Regions from separate parts of the Homo sapiens genome. Here region 2 is linked to region 1. Evidence: chromatin loops called from intact Hi-C (ENCODE). Cell type or tissue: CD4-positive, alpha-beta T cell. All regions are shown on one strand. Each heading gives the region's core, and the rest is flanking DNA. Links, peaks and the distances in the headings are about the cores only. Region 1 overlaps SPRED1 (sprouty related EVH1 domain containing 1). Region 2 has its middle 22 kb from the start of LINC02345.

Region 1 (10,119 bases), core at 703-8,702:
ATGTATCTTGCATCCTTAAAATCTATCCTGTATTAATGTTTTACATTTTCAGGGTAATGCACATATCTACAGTATCTTAACTCAGTTTACCTCCCTTTTACCTTTTATGTAACTGTCATTACAAACTTTATAAAATTTAAAACCTTGCAAAAATACTATTTTAAACAGTTAGCATTCATTTAGGTTTATTCACCTTTTTATGACTTTTGACATTCTTCAATACCTTATGTATTATACTTCCATCTAGGATCATTTGCTGTTTATTGGTGCTTGCTGAACCTCAGTTTTCATTTATCTGAAAAAAATCTTTTATTTCCTTCATTTTTGAAGGATGTTTTGCTTTTCATTGAATTCTGTTATAATTTATTTTCTTTCATCAATTTAAAAGATGTAATACCATTGAGAAGAAGTTTCTACCCTTCCTATTAAGAAATAATATCTTTATTGTTTTCAGATGTTTTATTATGCTATACCTATGTATTAGGTTATGTATTTTGTTTTGGTTGTATAAAGCTTCTGGAATCTGTGACTTGATGTCTTTGAACAGATTTAGAAATTTTCAACCAGTAGCTCTTTAAATATTGTTTGAAGCTCAGGGAGAGTTAAAGACTGGAGATAAATTTTGGAAATCATTATCAGAGAATGAAAATTGAAACTATGAGGACAGTTAGAATTATTTTGGAAGACTATATATGTTCTATTTTAAAACTATTAGCGGTAGGGAATCACTACATATTGAGACAGTGAGTTAAGAAAGAGCGGTCACATTAGGAGAACCCAGAAAAGGATGTCTCAGAAGCCCAGGGAGGACAGTGATGGAGTAAGGAAAGGAAATGATGGAGTAGTTAATATTTTACGACATAAATGCCCCAATAAAATTCAAATTCATCTCTATAAAGGTAATTGATAACCGTACCACAGTTTCAGTGGGATTAAGAGGTGTGCATGACTGGAGAGGAAACAAAGATGATGTTTGCTAGCCACTTCTCTAGAAGCTTGACTACAAAAGCCTTCCTTAACAAATAGATGGAGTTAGAGGGGTGCAGGGTCAAGAAATGAATATGGTCATAAGATGAAGAAAGTGGAGAAATTAAAAGATTCAGGACAGAGAAAAAAATTGATAGAGAAAGGCACAACGGAGACTGTAAAGACAGGAGAATTGCATGAGAAAAGATAAAATTACTTCATTTTCCAAGGTGGAAGTGAAGTTTAGGTAGAGTTACAGATTTGCTATTGAGACAGAAAGTTAACGAAATTGAAACTTGATTAATTCGGCATTGTGGGCCCTACTATTCTTGTCCTAAAGTCTTAAAAGTGAGTAGAGAGAGAACAAAAAAACTTCTAGATCATCTGGGAGCTTTTCTTCCAGCAACTCTCATACCATAGCAAATACAGTTTGAATTACTCAAGGTAGACACAGATTGTACAAGGCTCCAGGTAAGTCTCCCAGGCTCCCTATAGCTTTATTTTTCACTAATCATTATTATTAATGTTTATCATAGCTGGTACCTATTATGTGCTAGATACTGTTTTAAGTGCTTTACTTATATAACTCATTTTAATCCTCTCAACAAACTGGCAAACTACCTAATTTTAGTGATTAAAAATTATCTGTAGTTTATGTATGTTATCCAAATTTATTATGAAATTTTATAAAAAATTAAAGAAAAATTAAGATATTGGTACAAGAAGGAAAAAATTGAAAGCCAGTTTTACTTTGAGCAAAATAATTGCAACAATAAAGGCTAAAAGCAATCTGCATATTTTCGCTAGAGATTTTGAGATATTAAAAGGAACCCACCAGGAGTCATACTTGCTTATAAACTTCCAGGCATCCTGTGAGACATTTGAATCTGGAGATACTCAGTTTAACAGTTTTAAGTACAAAATGTTTTCCCACATATTGAGTGGCGGGCAGAAGAACTCATCTCAACATAGGAGAGAGTGGAAGTATGCATATCCTGAACTAAGTCACTGATTCATACAGTTGAGCAGGGAAAGAAAACACGGTGAATGTAACACAGGGATGTTATGATATACCAGTATTCCTCATCGCAGGCCCTGGGAATTTATTTGGCCTACCTTCTTTGGCTGAAAGAACTGTAAATTTAAAGGTCTTCTTTTGATTGATGGGGAAAAAGAACTGAACTCTTCTCCCAAAATAGTGATGGCGGTTATGATGGGGTGGTTGAAGAATGTAGTCATCAGGTAGAAAGTACAAAAAGTGCTGAATAACTGCAAGAGAGAGAAGTGAACAACATTTGGCAGACAGCTCTTAGCTTTGGGATTATGACATGGCCTCTAGAGCTATTCTGTTTGGGTCTGAATTCCAACTTCTTTACTTACTAGCTGTGTGGCCTTGGGCAAGCTACTTAGGTTCTTTGTAGCTTAGTATCCTCATCTGTAAATTGGAATAATATCGGTATCTACCTCCTAGAGTTGTTATGAATATTAAATAATTAATGTTGTATATAAAGCACTTAGGAAAAATGTTAAATAGAACAATAATACTCGTAAGTAATTCCTTGTAATTGATAATTTCTTATCTCCAAGATTGATGTGACTTAGAGAAACAAGGGTTATATTATATGAATTGCATAACTAGATGTTTATACATTTGCTGGTGTTATAATTGGTGAACTTCTCAATTTAACAGGAATTAGAATGGAATGGTTTACTCTTTTAAAGCTGCAGTAGACTGTAGCTATACATACAGTAAAGAAATATTGTAGAAGTTTCTTAATAGGAATAAAACACAGTTCCATTCAGCACACTGCTGTTAGGATAGTGTAGCAGTTTTCCATTTGTATGTGACCAAGAAGGCCTCACAGGATGAGTTTTTCCATGGTAGAGAATCTGGCCCTCAGCTTGCAGACCAGACACCTTATTTTCTTAGGATACTAGGACTAAAGTCGTCTTCAGAGATTCAAATAATTGAGTTTAAGAAAATGATATGTGAAAATCAGAACATAAAATTTTATTTCAACCATCATGAGGACTGTAGTTACTTGCAGTAGCCTGATTAACACATTCTCTACCTAAAATAGGTCTTTATGAGATCATCACTAAAAGCTAACTTGGTGAGTGTAAATGCTCGACAAAATAACTATGTCTTTTGAATGTTTAATTGCATTCAACTGGGGTAAGTTGATGGATCCTTTTCTACAACAGAGGAACAACCTTGCCAAAAGGACTAGACAACTGCCTTGATGAACTATAAAGATTAAGCTAGCAAGTTAACGTACTAGTTTTGTGAATCCTGCTGAAGACATGGCTGCTGGGTCAGACAAAGGACTTTATTATTATTCACAGTACAATAGTAGCATGAGCTTCATGTTTGTGTTGGTTTCCCTTGCTCCTCCAAATCCCATGGGAATGATGCTCAGGAATATGTTGTCCACTCGGTGGGTTTGCATCCCAGCATTGGAACCCTGAACTTAGGGAAGTCAAGTCTTTTGTAATGACTTTTAGTGCACTTCAGTAGCCTGCCTTACTTGCTGAGGAAGGAGATACTGTCTTTGTTATACTGGACACTAAACAAGCCTGTCTCCAAAGGGGAAACACTGTGTCTTTCAAGGGTTTCACTGTACAGACGTCCTTGAAAAGATAGTCTAAAACAAAAGGCCGATAGTGCATATGTTCACTAGATCTGCAGAGATGGGACCCATAAGGAATTGTCAACTACGCTAGTTTATGTTCCCTTAGTAATGCTTAAATAGGCATTGCCAGTATTTGTCTTTGACTCGTTTTTTAATGCTTTGAAGAGCTAGTAAATCTTTTGAGGTCAGGCATGGTTGCTCACACTTGCAGTCCCAGCACTATGGGAGGTCGAGGTAGAAGGATCACTTGAGACTAGGCATTTGAGACCACCTGGGCAACATAGCAAGATTCCATCTCATATATCATGGTGGTACGCGCCTGTAGTCTCAGCTACTCAGGAGTCTAAAGCCTGAGAATTGCTTGAGCCAGGGAGGTCCAGGCCACAGTGAGCCACGTACGCCATTGCACCCAACCTGGGTGATAGAGTGAGACCTTGTCTCAAAAAAAAAAAAAATCCTCTGGATGGATAGATACATTGTTTCAAAGTCTTATAGGCCTGGAAGCCATTATAGTTCTTTAACTCAGTTTCTCTTACTTTCACGGGTTCATTTCCCTGTAGACAAATATGACAGCATATTTCAAAGATTTATGACATGTTTAATACATAAAAAAGAATGTATTCACTGAATACTTGAGAAACCACGAAACAACTTAAAAAAGGAACACCCCCAATCTATACCTTTGCCTTCATCCTAGAGGTAACTATTACCTGGAATTGTATTTGTCTAACATTCTCATGCTTTCCTTGATAGTTCTAAAACTTGTTTCTTTTTATTCTCCCAATTGGATATTTCAGTTGTTTTCAGGTTTTTATTGTTACAGGCATACTGCTAGTACAAACTTTCTTGTCCGCAGCTATTCATGTGCATGAGTTTCTTTGGAGTGTTCAGGAGTGGACTTTTTACATTGATGTGCTACAGAAGGTTCTGGGACAAATTGGACTTTAGGATTGATGTGTACCACCTACAGGGGATATGTATTGAGTATTTGAAAGACTTCGGAAATAACTGTGATTGTTCCTTTACAAATGGATTTTAACTGCATGCTTTCATATGGCCTTGTTACTAGGTAATCAAATGTTCTGTGTTACTTCCCTGTATATTCTGGATTCAGATCTTTCTGAGTTTTATTTGTGGCTAGTATCTCCTAGTTGGTGATTATTTTTCACTCTTTGTGGTGTTTTGGTGAGCAGACATTATAAATTTTAATGCAGTTGAATTTATCATTTCTCATTATTTTTACAGACTCTTCCCTATCCTCATCTTAAAGATTTTCTTCCTAATCTAAAAGTTTTAAAGTTTTGTCTTTAATCCACTTTAATTTGATTTCTCTTCTATGGTAGGGACCAAATTTTATTTTTTCCACATAGGTTACTAATTGTCCCCGCACTGTTTATTGGAGCCTTTCCCCGCACTGATATGCAGTACCATATCTGACACATCAATTCTCTATATATGTTTGAGTCTGTTTCTGATGTCTCTAATCTAAATTAGTGTCACATTGTCATCTTTACTGTAGAAATGCTGTAGCTCTATAATAACTTAATATTTGTAGAGAAAGTGCCTAACTTTGTTTTCCCGCTTGGATCTTTTTTTTTTTTTTTTTTTTTTTTCAATTTGGCTGTTTGCCCTTTTAAAATATTTAGAATCAGCTTGTCAAATCTGATGAAGAATCCTTTTGTGGTTTATATTTGAATTGCGCTGAATGTGTGTGTTAGTTTAGGGGATAATTTATCATCTTATTCGTGAATATGATATATACCTCTGTTTAGCTCTTCTTCTGTATCTTTACATAAAACTTTGTATTTTCTTTGTGAAAAGATAATACATATTTTATAGGATTATTTCTTTGTACCATTTTTGTTGTTCTATTATAAATGGAATCCTTTTAAAATTTTAATTGTGACCAGCTTTGAAGAAGCATCTCTTATGACTTTTTCAGCTGATAAATTTTCCTGAAGATTATAGCAAAAGTACCAAATTTTGAGGGTATTAAAAAGCAGAAATTAATTGGGGTGTATCTTATCACATCTGTTTTTAGTAAGTGTGAAAAGGTCAATATTGTCCATTTATTTGTCTTTTCACTTAGAGATTGTGTGAGAGAACTAATATTCATAGACCCTGTTGACTCAGGTAGTTTTCAAAGTGTGTATGTGTTTAAGTGGTGTGTGTGACTTTTTTCTGAGACAGTGGTGAGAAAATTGACATTTTTACTCTTTAGAATAGTTCTTAGAAATGTATATTTAATATACTAGTTGAGGTCATTGTGTTCTATCAGGAAAAAAAATTGTTCTCTCTGCTTCCTTTTGTGTAATGTTCTTCTGTTTTTCTTTTTTTCACTTGACCAAATATCTAGCTTATTCTGTGTTTACTTCAAGTCGCATTTCCTTTCATGCCTTCCCAGACCATTTAATCCATAGTTATTTCCTCTTGTTAATTTCTAAATTCTTACAGATTCTACTTATAAACATAGAATGGCCTCCATATTGTATCATTAAATGCAGAGACCAAGGGCACAGTACAAAGGGTCCTATTTTAAAGATCTGTGTGTGTGTGTGTGTGTGTGTCTGTGTGTGTAAAAATTTTTGGAGGAATGCACTAAAAAATTTTTTTTATGATAGTTAACTTTTAAAACTGGGTCTGAAAGGTCTAAGATGGAAGGAAGAGTTTTACTTCATGTGCTTTTATACTATTTGAAAATTTTGCTATCTGCATGTATTACTATTTATTTTCAGGGTTATAGTGTTTATTAAGTATGTAACAGTAGGAGTTGGCTCAAAATTATCTGGAAAAATAAGAAGTAAACAAGATTGCCAAAATGTTGATGATAAGTGAAGCTAGATAATAGACCCATGGTGATTCATAACATTATTCTCTCCTTTTATGTATATTAGAATTTTTCACCATAAAATTTTAAAAATTAAACATTGATATATTCTAGCTATAATTTAGGTCTGAAATGGGCTTTGCAATTCGAAACACTTGTAAATGTATCAGGACACTAAAGATTCCTATTTTTTTATTGCTATATAATTCACCTACCACAAAATCATCCTTTAAAAAAGTATGTAATTTGGTGGTTTTTATTATATTCACAAGATTGTGCAGCCATCAGCAGTATCAAATTCCATATCACTTCCCAAAAAACCCACACTGATTATCAGTCATTGCCCCTCCTTCCCTATTCCCAGCCCCTGGCAACCATTATTGTGACATGTGTAACTACTTTATTTCTCTTTGTGGTTGAATAATATTCCACTCTATGGATTTACTACATTTTGTTTATCCGTTCATTAGTTGATGAATATTTGGGTTGTTTGTACTTTTTTGACTATGTATTCATTACTTGTTAAAGTTTAAATATGTAAGAAAAGACCTATGGTTTTTGTTTGTGTTTTAGGTGGGGGGAAATGATTCTATTTTTATTCTCAAAACCGTTTTTGAAAAACTTTACTGCTAATAAATTATGAGGTTTTGGAACATACACTGTACAGTTTCATTAAAAGTAAAATTCTTGTGTCATTTAAGTAGAAATTGTTTGTATTTTAGATAACATTTGGTCAGCCAGGCTTGGACATTCAGAGCAGAAGTATGGAATACGTACAGCGGCAAATATCCAAGGAATGTGGAAGCCTAAAGTCCCAAAATAGGGTAAGTAATGTTAGTTTATCTTGTGATATGGAATTTAACTAATTAATAGATAGGTAAAGTTTTCCAGTCTTTCTAATTCTCCATATAGTTGAATTGTACTAGAAAATTTTTCATTGTATAAATTTGCTGCCTATGTGCTTAAACGCTGTTAGTTAAAAACTCTGCAAACTTCTCATTTGAGTCTAAAAGATTGCCAGAGCTGCATTTATTAGATAGGACCAAAAGGAATTATATATTGTTAATTAAATAAACTGTATCTGTCACCCCACCTTTAGCTCAGACCTAGAATTTTCTTAGCCCTAATTCCATGTATCTAGGAAATAGAAGTTTGCCCCAAACTGAGTCAGATGCTTACTTGTAGTAGACTAGTCACTGTGTCCAGGGACTGGAGCTAAAGATACAAATTTGTCTACTTAGAAGCCTGCATTTATGGATGATGTAAGGGGTCAAAAGACTTAATTTTGTTCTTTGGCCTCAAAGAACCAACCTTCCCAGAAGGGTTGTGGAAGTAGGGGTATTTTACGTCATTGTTCAGAGACTTTTTGTGTACCCAAGCTACACACATGTGTGTCTTTGTATTAATTTGCTAGGACTCCCACAACAAAATATTACAGACTGGGTAGCTTCAACAACAGAAATTTATTTTCTCACAATTCTTAGAAGTTCAAGATCAAGGTTGTTGGTAGGTTTGGTTTCTTCTGAGGCCTTTCTTCTTGGCTTGCAGGTAGCTGCCCTCACATGGTCTTTCCTCACTTTGCCCTCACATGCTCTTTCCTCTGCCCGTACATCCCTGGTGTCTTTCTCTGTGTGTCCAAATTTCCTCATAAAGAAAACAGTCAGATTGGATTAAAGTCTCTCTTAAGGGCCACATTTTAACTTAGTCACCTCTTAAAAGGCTCTATATCCAAATACAGTCGCATTACTGGAGGTTAGGGCTTCAGCATATGAATTTGAAGAGGACATAAGTCAGACCATAACATTTTGTCCTTTGTTCCCAAAATCATGCCCTTCTCACTTGCAAAATACATTCATCCTTATCCTAACAGCCCCAAAGACATAACCCATTCCAGCATCAACTCTTAAGTCCCAAATCTCATCTAAATAACGTCTTTCAATCAAGTGTGGGTAAGTGGCTCATGCAATAGTAGAGGTACAGATCCAAAACAGGGTAGGCTGTCTGGAGACCCAAGAAATAGTTGTAGTCTGAGTCCAAAGGCACCCTGCTGGCAGAATTTCTTCTTGCTCAGGGGGAGCTCAGTCTTAGTTCTAGTAAAGCCTTCAACTGATTTTATGAGGTCCGCCTATACCACAGAAGGTACTGTGCTTTCCTCATAGTCCACCAACTGAAATGTTGATCTCATCCCAAAAACATATCATAGAAATGTCCAGAATAATATTTCAACAAATATCTGGACACTGGCCCCACCAAGGTGACACGTAAAATTAACCATCATAGCCCTCATTGCAGTTTTTATCTGTTTCTTTTTTAGGTCCCTTTGAAATCAATCAGACATGTCAGCTTTCAAGATGAGGATGAGATTGTCAGAATAAACCCTCGAGATATCTTAATACGTCGCTATGCAGACTACAGACATCCTGACATGTGGAAAAATGACTTGGAAAGAGATGATGCTGATTCCAGTATTCAGTTTTCTAAACCAGACAGTAAAAAATCAGACTATCTGTACTCTTGTGGGGATGAGACTAAGTTAAGTTCACCCAAAGACTCTGTGGTATTTAAGACGCAGCCTTCCTCATTAAAAATTAAGAAGTCAAAACGAAGAAAAGAGGATGGTGAACGTTCTCGCTGCGTATACTGCCAGGAAAGGTTTAATCATGAAGAAAATGTTAGGGGAAAATGTCAGGATGCTCCAGACCCTATTAAAAGATGCATATATCAAGTTAGTTGCATGCTCTGTGCAGAGAGCATGTTGTATCATTGTATGTCAGACTCAGAGGGAGATTTTTCTGATCCCTGTTCGTGTGACACTAGCGACGACAAGTTCTGCTTGCGATGGTTAGCCCTGGTAGCTTTGTCTTTCATTGTACCATGTATGTGCTGCTACGTCCCTTTGAGAATGTGCCATCGCTGTGGTGAGGCATGTGGTTGCTGTGGTGGGAAACATAAAGCTGCTGGATGAAATGGTCCAGTGCCAAAATGAGCTTAAAATCTTTGTTTCCAGGAATTAGCTAACTTGGATTTGTGGAAGCTTTTGGCAAGCAATATGGAATCTTGCCTGGTATCATTGAGCCCACACATGGAGGAAGCAGAACTCATCAGTTCTTGGCGTTTCACGCCATGCCTAACTTTTCCCTTGAGTGCATGGCATGTTTTGTTACAGGTTGTAGAGTATTTGCAGAAGGAAACCATTTCTGGTTATTTGGCTATAAAAAGTCAGCATAAAATATGATCCAACTAAAAGGGATTAATTTTTGGCATTTTTGTATATTTATGCATTAGGTGATGGGACTTTTAAAGGTTTGAATTTATTAGGACACGAACTAAAAATAAAAGTGCACTAGGGGACAGTTGATTTCAATCTAAGAAAAGTTAACACTTGGGAATTACAAGAAGTAAAACAAGTGCAACTAAATCATTTATTAGTTGTTTTTTGAAAGCAGTTTTATGTATAAATAACAAATGTTTATATTTAACTAAATGTAAGGTACGAATTATTACATATTAAACTTTTCTTCCCCTTCCTAGTTCTGAAGTAGATATATATATATATATATCTACTGTCACATTCCATATATTTTGAATATTTAACTCATCTAGTTAATAATGTTTTTATTCCATGCGAATGATTTGATATTTTCATCCTTATTTCTCTTTGGCTACAATTTATATTGAGTTATATCTGTACAT
Region 2 (10,119 bases), core at 969-8,968, 330 kb before region 1:
CAATAACAGCCACACTCTTGTCATCAGTGATGTGATAGGAGCTCTAATCTCAGCTCTGCTAATGTGCTAACACCTAGGGACTTCTTAAACAGATGATTCCCTGCATGTCACCTTAGTATTGCTTCACTTTTCTTAATCCAGTCTATGGAACATTTTGAGTTTGATAGACCCAATGAGCCACTCTATTACTTCAACATGTGATAATTTAAAATAGCAAATAATTTTTTCTATTTTATTTTTCCTGATACCAATCACTAAGATAATCTGGATTCAATTTATACTGTTACTATAGCAAATTATCATAAATTTAGTGACTTAAAACTATATACAAATTTATTTTCCTACAGCTCTGGAGGTCAGAAATCAAAAATGGGTCTGCTGGGCTGCATTCCTTCTGCAGGCTCTAGGGAAGAATCTGTTTCTATTTTTAGCTTCTAAAGGTGAACTGCATTTCTTGGCTCATGACTCCTTCTTTCATCTCCAAAGCTAGCAGTGTATCATCTTCTCTGCTCTCTGACCCCTGCTTCTGTCCTCACATTATCTGACTTTGTTCATTTTGCCTCCCTCTAAGGACTGTTGCAATTACATTGGGTCCATGAGGATCATCTAGAATAATTCCCTCACCTCAAGATAGTTAATTTAATCATACCTGCAAAATATTTTTTTGCCATGTAAGGTAATATATTCATAGGTTCTGGATACTAAGGCATAGATATCTTTGGGAGGCCATTATTCTTTCTATCATATACTCCTTCCTAAAATTAAAGTCTCTTGGATATTACCTAGTTTTGCTTCGTGTACATTTTGTCATTTAAAAGAATTTCAAAACCTCCCTGCTCTGACCCTGGCTTTCAAGACACCAAGATACGATCGATTACAAACACTTGATTTCCCTTCAGCTCCCCATTCTTAATTTCAAGAAAATTTTGTTTCCTCAACTTTAACCCTCCTTCTAATTTCTTCAAAAATAAAATAGAAATACTTTAGCTTATGAATTTGCTAGAACTAATGACATAAGCTTCCTGCAAACCATTAGGTATACCAATCTCTCTGTAGCTACTTCAATTGTCTTCCAAGAGTTAGAGGGATTTCTGAATTGATAGAGAGAGGTGAAAATGGCATTCAGTGCGTGTGTGCACACATGTTCTACCCCCGCAAGTTCTACCCCACAAGACTAAAATTGTTTAATGTGTTTCCCTTTCTTTCTATGTTCCCTGTACTCTCCTTCTGCCTCTCAGTATATGGCAGTAGAGAAAGTTGAATGCATAATTAATTCTAAGTCACTTAAAGATCCTAAAGGAAAAGACACTGTATTAGTCAAGGTTCTCTTAGAGGAACAGAACTAATAGGAGAAAGATTATATATATATATATATATATATATATATATATATATATATATATGAGTTTATGAAGTATTAACTTACACAATCATAAGGTCCCACAATAGGCCATCTGCAAGCTGAGGAGCAAGGAGAGCCAGTCCAAGTCCCAAAACTAAAGAACTTGGAGTCCGATGTTAGAGGACAGGAAGCATCCAGTATGAGAAAGATGTAGACTGCGAGGCTAGGCCTATCTCTCCTTTTCATGTTTTTCTGCCTGCTTTATATTTGCTGGCAGCTGATTCAATTGTGTCCACCAGATTAAGGGTGGATCTGCCTTCCGAAGCTCACTGACTCAAATGTTAATCTCTTTTGGCAACACCCTCATAGACACACCCAGGATCAATGCTTTGCATCCTTCAATCCAATCAAGTTGACAGTATTAACCATCACAGGAACTTTCCAATTAGAGGACAGAAAGTCAAATGCAACTAGGAAACAATAAGATACGAATACCCACTAACCACCATTTAATGATATTAAATTAATACCATTAAAATTGCCAAAACTCAAAACACTGACAACACCAAGTGCTAAAAGATGTGGAACAACAGGAACTGTATTCATTGCTGGTGGGAATGCAGAATGGTACAGCCATTCTGGAATATGCTTTGGCAGTTTCTTACAAAACTAAACATACCCTAATCATAAAATCTATAAATCATATTCTTTGGTATTTACCCAAAAATTTGAACACTTATGTCCACACAAAAGGTGTTTTCACAAAGATGTTTGTCACAGCATTATTCTTAACAGTCAAAGCTTGGAAGCAACCAAGATGGCGTTCAGTAGGTAAATGTATAAATAAACTATGGTACATCCAGACAATGGACTATTTATTATTCAGTGATAAAAATAAATGAGCTATCAAGTCATAAAAAGAGATGGAGGAATCTTCAACATATATTACCAAGTGAAAGAAGCCCAACTGAAAAGGCTTTTTACTATATGATTTCAACTATATGACATTCTAGAAAAAGCAAAACTATGAAGAAAGTAAAAGCATCAGTGGCTGCCCAGGGTTGGGGGAAGGAAGGGATGAATATGCAGAGCATAGAGGATTTTTAGGGCAGTGAAATTATTCTGCATGATACTGTAACAGTAGATGTGTGTCATTTTATATATCCATCCAAACCCACAGAATGTACAACACCAAGGGTTAACCCAAATGTAAACTACGGACTTCGGATGATACTGGGACGTCAATGTAGGTTCATCAGTTGTAACAAATGCACCCCTATGGTGGGGGGTGTTGATAATGGGGGAGGCTATGTGTGTATGGAGGCAGGGGCTATATGGGAAATCTCTGCACCTTCTGCTCAATGTTGCTGTGAACCTAAAACTGCTCTAAAAAATAAAGTCTATTTTTTAATGGGATTATGAAGAAATGAAAAAGGAATTTATATTAGCCCATTGCCAATAACAGTGAAAAGTGAAGATTAAGACCAGCAAGAATATTTGTGCCACTTATGAGCAATCGAAAACCTGTCAGTGTAGCCACTGTATCAGGCTCTGTGGGCAATGGGGACTCCTCATGAACTCCCAAGGTAACTTGAAAGTAAATTAACCAGCCTAAGACAGATAATCCAGTGGTCCTAAAAGATGGATGATTTGAGGGGTGCTGATTTGGTGCAAGACTAAATGGCAAAGGAGTTCAATCTCTGCTCAAACACCAGTGAATACATGAGCCATCTCAGGATCAAGCACCTACGGTAACTTCCAGAGCCGCAGAAATGAGCAGTGGTCAGTTATACTTTCAGCCTGGGCAAAGTCTAGTCCCCAAGCACAAAGGAAAGGTATATAATAAGGCCTAAGTTATAATGGAAATTATGGAATGCTCCTGCTTTAAATTTTTGGAAATATCACCCTATAATCCTCCCTTTCTGACCACTGTGTCCTCTGCCGCTTGCCTTAACACTGTCAAAAAGTTTATCTGGGTTTATTCACACCCATAACTACTAGTAGGAGAAAAGAATAAAGTTTGTTGTTGCTGTTGTTGTCATACCATAGGGGTTAGACACCCTGACCTAGGCTTTTTTTTTTCCAACTATTTAAACCTCTAAAGAACAGATTATGAACACTGGATCACAAAGACAGAGTGCAAGAAAGAGAGACACAGAATGAGAGACAGAGAGAGAGAGGATACGGCTGTATTTATATGGCCAGGGGTCTTCCACTGAAGATAGTGGACTGAGTTCAAGTTTTTTTCTTTGCATTGCTTCCACTAAAATTTCACTGACATAAAAAAATACTAATAAATATACAGCACCTGTGAAAGCAATGAAACCTTCTGCAAATGACCAGAAACTTAAGGAATTTCTGGATATTATAAAAGCATATAGAATCAAATTAATTTATAAGTTAATTGCCAAAACTTCTGCCTCCTAATACTAGTAAAGAAGGAGGGGTGATGGAGGAGTGCATAGTTTGGTTTCCTAACGGAGTTCAGAAAAGTTTAAATCTCCGAGAAGCAGGAGTGGGTCATGGAAGCATGGGAGTGCGTGGGGTCTTAGAAATATGGCAGGAGCTGGGCCAGAATCCTGCTCTGTGCAAAGCAACTCCCTAACAAAAATGGTAACCTGCCTGCCGGAGAGGAGCCAGAGAAATGGCTGTGCCTTGTTCAAATTTAGATCGGTATAATGGAAGAAAAGGAAAAGGAAAAAAGCACTCAGTGGTACAGGAAAGGCTTTTAAAGCATTGTCTTCATCATAAGAAGTTCCTGCTTCCTCAGTTGAGGGGCTCCTATTCTGTCAGTCTGCTTACCATTAAAACATCCTAGAAGAAAACACAGCTTTTAGAAGTGCCCACCTACTCACTGCATCTGAGTAAGGGTACTCAGAGGGCACCGCAGGCAGTCATCTGAAAAGCAAGGAGGCCTGCAGATATGATTTGTCTCTGTGTCCCCACCCAAGTCTTATCTCCAATTGTAGTCCCTGTATGTTGGGGGCAGGGCCTGGCGAGAGGTGATTGAATCATGAGAGTGGACTTCCCCCTTGCTGTTCTTGTGATCGTGAGCGAGCTCTCATGAGATCTGGTTGTTTGAAAGCGTGTGGCACTTCCCCCTTCACTCTCTCTCTCTCTTGCTCTGCCATGGGAAGATGTGCCTTGCTTCCCCTTTGCCTTTTGCCACAACTGTAAGTTTCATGAGGCCTCCCCAGCCATGCAGAACTATAAGTCAAACCTCTTTTCTTCATAAGTCACCCAGTCTCAGGTAGTTTTTTATAGCAGTGCGAAAATGGACTAATACACCTGCTTAGGGCTGTGTATCAGTGACATTCACAAATTCTGAAGAAACCCACACTTGATACCATCGTTAATCAAGGCAAGCCTTTACTGGTAAACAGTAATAGACAACAAAGAAGAAAGTCAACAGGCTAAGAGAAGGGCACCAACATAACTAAGCTGAAGACTTAACTCTAAGTAAAGAGCGTTAAAGCAAGAAATAGGAGACAACTTTAAGAAATTTTTAAAATTATTGTCCTCAGAGAGAGTTAAGTGGCCATTAATTAGTAAAATGAAGAAATCTGGTTTCAAAAAAGAAAGCCATTGGAGAACAAGTGCACTCTAGAAATTAAAAACATGACTTTAAAAGTAAAATTTCAGTGGGAGGCAAAATAGTAGAATGAAAATAGATTAATAAAAATTGTTGGCCTGTAAAAACAAGTAATAGAATTCTACCCAACTGGCAAAAAAAAGAGATGTAAATGATTAAAGATAAATGATATGGAAGATAGGTCTAAAAAATTCCACATATAGTAACAGGAGATGAAGAACGAAAAAAATAGAGAAAATGAATGAAAGCAATAATCAAAGAAATAATAAAGAAAATTTCCCTGATCTAAAGTTTTCTATCTTCAGATTAAAAGGGTTCAGTAAGTGAAGAGCAGTAATGTTATTTTTTTTTTTACATACAGATTTCAAAATCCAGGATTAAAATTAAAATATTTTAATTTTCCAGAGAAACACAACAATTTATGCATAAGAAATGAAAATTAGATGGGCATGGAACTTCTTACATACAACACTAGATGTTAAAAGACAATGGAGCTCTGTTTATGAAGTTATGTGGAAAAGTAGTTTAAACCTTAAATTCAATATGCAATCAAAATTATCACTAAGTATGGAGGTAAAGAATATTTTCAGATATGCAATGACTCAGATAGTATACCACCCATATATTCTGAGAGAGAAATAAAAGAGCCCCCAGAATGACTTCTGTAAAATGAAAAATAAATCATAGTGAAGAATTCAAGAAAGAGGAAGATGTGAAACTAAACCAATAAAATAGTAGTGGGCAAAGAAATCAGTAAAATCCTTGAGTCAAAATGATTGCAGATAATGTTGTGAAACTTAATGGCACTGTTAGGAAAAAGATGACTAAAATAGAAGTTAATAATATTTCTAAAACTGAAGCAATCTGGAACTAAAATTCTTAGTAATTTCAATCTCAAGTAACAAGGAAAAGGGAAGTAAAAGCTAACTAGAATATTTATTTTGCATGGATGGGATAATACAAATTCTGGTTAATTCTTCTAAGGAAAATATAGGTCAGTTTATCAGAAGTTTCAATTTTCCTTTTTTTTGTAAATAGACTTTACATTTTAGAACAGGTTTAGGTTTGTAACAAAATTGAGTTGAAAGTACAGAGAAGTCACATATTCCTCCTACCCGTTCACATTCACAACCTCCCCCACTGTCAGCATCCCCCACTAGAGTGGTACATTATACTAGAGTTCACTATTTTCTTAAGACACAGGGTCTCACTCTGTCACTCAGGCTGGAGTGCAGTGGTAAAATCATAGCTCACTGCAGCCTCAAATTCCTGGACTCAAGTGGTCCTCTCACCTCACCCTCCTGAGTAGCTGGGACTACAGGCAGTGCCACTATGTCTGGCTAATTTTTTTTTTTTTTTAATTTCATAGAGACGGGGTCTTGCCTTGTTACCTAAACTGGTCCTGTATCCCTGGCTTCAAGCAATCCTCTAGCCTCTGTCTCCCAAAGCACTAGCATTACAGGTTTGAGCCACCATGCCCAGCTGTGGTTCTATGGACTTGGACAAATGTATAATGACATGTACAGCATCAGAGGTTTTTTTTTTTGATAAATTAAATGTAATTAAAAAAATTTTTTTTTAGAGACAGGACCTTGCTCTGTCACCCAGTCTGGAGTGCAGTGACACAATCATAACTCACTGCAGCCTCAAACTCCTGGGATCAAGTGATCCTCCCACCTCAGCCTCTGGAGTAGGTAGGACTACAGATGCACCACCATACTTGGCTAATATATTTTTTTCATTTTTTTTGTATTTTCTGTAGAGATGGAGTCTCCCTGTGTTGCCCAGTCTGGTCTTGAGAGCTTCAGTTTTAAATAATAAATTGTTCTCGTCTTTCTAAATTTCAATCAAAACACAGGATGTATTTTAAAAGGGAAAAACTGTGAGGTAAAAGAATAGGGTGAGGGGAGGAAAGAAATAACTTCATAGAGAAAAATTCAATGAACCCTTGGAAGAAAATATATGGAAGTATGGTTACTGACTTGGGAAAGAAGAGAAAGGTACAATGTAACTGCACATAGAAGCCAGTCCTGAAAAGAAGCAAGCCGGCTGAAGTTATCTGCAACTCAGAAGCACTTGGTACCACCCAAGGGGAGATAAGAGGTAAGGTGGGAAAAAGGGCAGTGATTGAGACCACTACAGACACCTGGACTTGCAAAAGATAGCAATGGATACGTAATAAGCCAAGCAAATTCAAAATAATTTGGTGATGAATATGCTAATTAGCTTAATTATGGTAATCATTGCACAATTTATATGTGTATCAAAGCATCACATTAAACATCTTAAATATATATAATTTTATTTGTCAATTATACCTCAATAAAGCTGGGGGAAATTTTAAATAAAAATAAATAAATAAAAATAAGTTAACTAGTAAATTCTGAAGAAACAAAAATAATCATAGTATTGCTTTTTGGTTTAAGAGAAATAAAATTTTAGGTAAACTTTGTTGGTTTAATTTAGTAAGGTTGGTTTCAGGAAACTGTGGATGGATCAGCAATAGGAAATCTGTTAATGTATTCATGTTGTTTACTAGATTAAAAAATACAAAATGCATGGTTATTTAGGTGGATAACAAAAATGTGTTGGACAAATTTGCATTCCGGGTATTTAAAAATGTATTAGTAAACAAAAAACAATGGATACTTCCTACTTGTCAGAAACCCAAAGCAACTAAGCAGTTACCAGTACAGCACTTTTTAATGGGACATTACTATTAAAATAAGGACAGACTAAGATCCCTGACTCAGCTTTGTTTTAGAAATCATAATAAATGGAAAATATGTCTGTTTGCAGATGATATGATCATCCTTCCTAGAAAATCCAAAGCATTAATTAAGGTAGGCTAAACCACTATAACAAATGAGCACTAAGTTTCCAGTTGCTTAAAAAGAAGCTTATTTTCATTTAGATAAAGTGCTCCAGGTCTGCGTGCAGCTCTCCATGATGTAACTCAGAAACTCAGCATATTTCCACCTTGTGGCTCCACTATTCCCTGGGGACTTAATATCACATGCATAGAAGGGTGCATGTGGGGGGATTTTTTTAGAAGTGACCCCCATTGCTTGTATTCATAATCTATTATTGGACTTGGTCACATGGCCAGAGCTAACAGTCAGGGTGTTTAGTAATAAGTTTTAGCTATTTGTCCAGAAGGAAAGGGAGACTAGGTTTTGATTGACAATAGCAGTGTTCCCCACAAGAACCACTTGAAATATCCAAATGCTTATCAATATAAAAATCTAAAAAGATAAAATTTAAAAATCAGTCGTGTTTTATTACAGATTACTCAATTAAAATATACAATATTAACTTTTTAATTTTTTTAATTCAATGTAGCAAAAAACTATAACATCTTTGGAAGGTAGTTCGACAGTTTCTTTTTTTTTTTTTTTTGAGATGGAGTCTCACCCTGTCACCAGGCTGGAGTGCAGCGGCCCGATCTCAGCTCACTGCAACCTCCACCTCCTGGGTTCAAGCAATTCTCCTGCCTCAGCCTCCTGAGTAGCTGGGACTACAGGCAAGCGCCACCAAGTCCAGCTAATTTTTTTGTATTTTTAGTAGAGATAGGGTTTCACCATGTTGGCCAGGATGGTCTCGATCTCCTGACCTCATGATCTACCCGTGTTGGCCTCCCAAAGTGCTGGGATTACAGGCGTGAGCCATCACACCCGGCCAGTTTCTTACAAAACTAATCATACGCTTATCATACCATTCAGCAGTCGTATTTCTTAGTATTTACCCAAAGGAGCTGAAAACGATGTCCACACAAAAACCTGCACACGAATTTATTTTTAATTACCAAAATTTGGAAGCAACCAAGATGGCTTTCAGTAGGTAAATGGATAAACTCTGGCACATCCAGACAGTGGAATATTATTCAGTGCAAAGAAGAAATGCAAGCCAAGAAAAGACATGGAGGAAACCTAAATGTATATCACTAAGTGAAAGGAGCCAATTTGAAAAGGCTATATATGATATTATTCCAACTACATGACATTCTGGAAAATATAAAACTATGGAAAAGTTAAAAAAATCTCAGTAGTTGCCAGGGGTTTGACGGGGAGAAGAGAGGACTAGGCAGAGCACAGAGGATTTTTAGGGCACTGAAAATACTCTATATGATACTATAGTGGTGGCTACATGTCATTATACATTTGTCCAGACCCACAGAATGTACAACACCAAGAGTGAACCCTAATGTAAATCCATAGTTTTATGGGGTTTGGGTGATAATGATGTGTCAATGTAGTTCATCAATTGTAACAAATGTACCACTTTGGTGGGAGATGTTGATAATGGGGGAGGTTATGCATATGTGGAGGCAGGGGTATATGGGAAATCTCTATACCTTCCTCTCAATTTTGTTGTAAATGTAAAACTGCCCTTTTAAAATCTTTAATAAAATAACTATGATATTTTAGAAATAAACAACAAATAATATATAAAATCAATATAAAGAAAGTATGAAACTATATTAGATACAAATAGATTTGAATAATATAATTATTCTATTTCCTCTTGAAAACACTCAATTGTATAAAATAACCAATTCATTTTAAATTACTGTATAAGTTCCATGCAATCCCAATAAAAATCCCAGTGGCTTTAGTTGATGCTCTTTGAAACTTGAGTCTAAAGATCATCTGGAAATGTAATGTGCAAAAAGAATAAGAAAAATTTGGGAAACAAAATTTTTACATCTCAAGCTTTACAACAGTAATCGAAGCAGTGTGGCACAGTAACAAAAATAGACAAATTGATCATGATACAAAATAGAGTCCAGAAGCAGACATATATATTGTCAGTTAGTGATAAACCACCTCACAACATAGTAGCTTAAAATACAAGAATATTTCACTCCTGAATCTGCAATCTTAGCAGGGATGACTAGTCTCTGCTCCATATGAGCCCTGGGGGCTCTAACAGGTAGAGCTGGCCAGACATCTCTCTCTTTGTTAGTCTTCAGACCTCTCAATATGTTTTCTTATATGATCTTTTTAGCATAGCAACCTCAGAGTAGTTTGACCTCTTACATGCTGATCAGAGATCCAAGAATGTTTTAAAGGTAAACATTCTAAGAGGACTGGGATGAAGTTGCAGGCATTTTATGACCTAGCCTCAGTCATTTCTGACACTTTTCAATGGTCAAGCAGACCACTATGGCCAATCCGATTTAAGT

The links. Hi-C counts contacts between places; a loop is a spot of excess contacts. Peaks named below come from ENCODE experiments on the same cell type or tissue, not always from the same donor. Only the 100,000 strongest peaks of a DNase experiment are listed, where the experiment ranks them.
Region 2: a loop joins it to region 1, with 5 times the contacts of the local background. A loop is called at or near these places in 48 of 110 quality-filtered maps.

Annotation. Positions count from the first base shown.
Region 1 is chr15:38,342,274-38,352,392 of GRCh38, forward strand. SPRED1 (sprouty related EVH1 domain containing 1) reads left to right here. Exons shown (of 7, transcript NM_152594.3): 6 at 7,149-7,250; 7 at 8,741-10,119. The coding sequence ends at 9,391. Among named protein-coding and RNA genes, the nearest start is that of SPRED1, 94 kb to the left of the region's middle. In CD4-positive, alpha-beta T cell, for the core only: no CTCF peak of the experiment used is centred there; no DNase peak of the experiment used is centred there.
Region 2 is chr15:38,013,496-38,023,614 of GRCh38, forward strand. It overlaps a transcript of TMCO5A not described here. Among named protein-coding and RNA genes, the nearest start is that of LINC02345, 22 kb to the right of the region's middle. In CD4-positive, alpha-beta T cell, for the core only: no CTCF peak of the experiment used is centred there; a DNase peak (open chromatin) is centred at 4,416.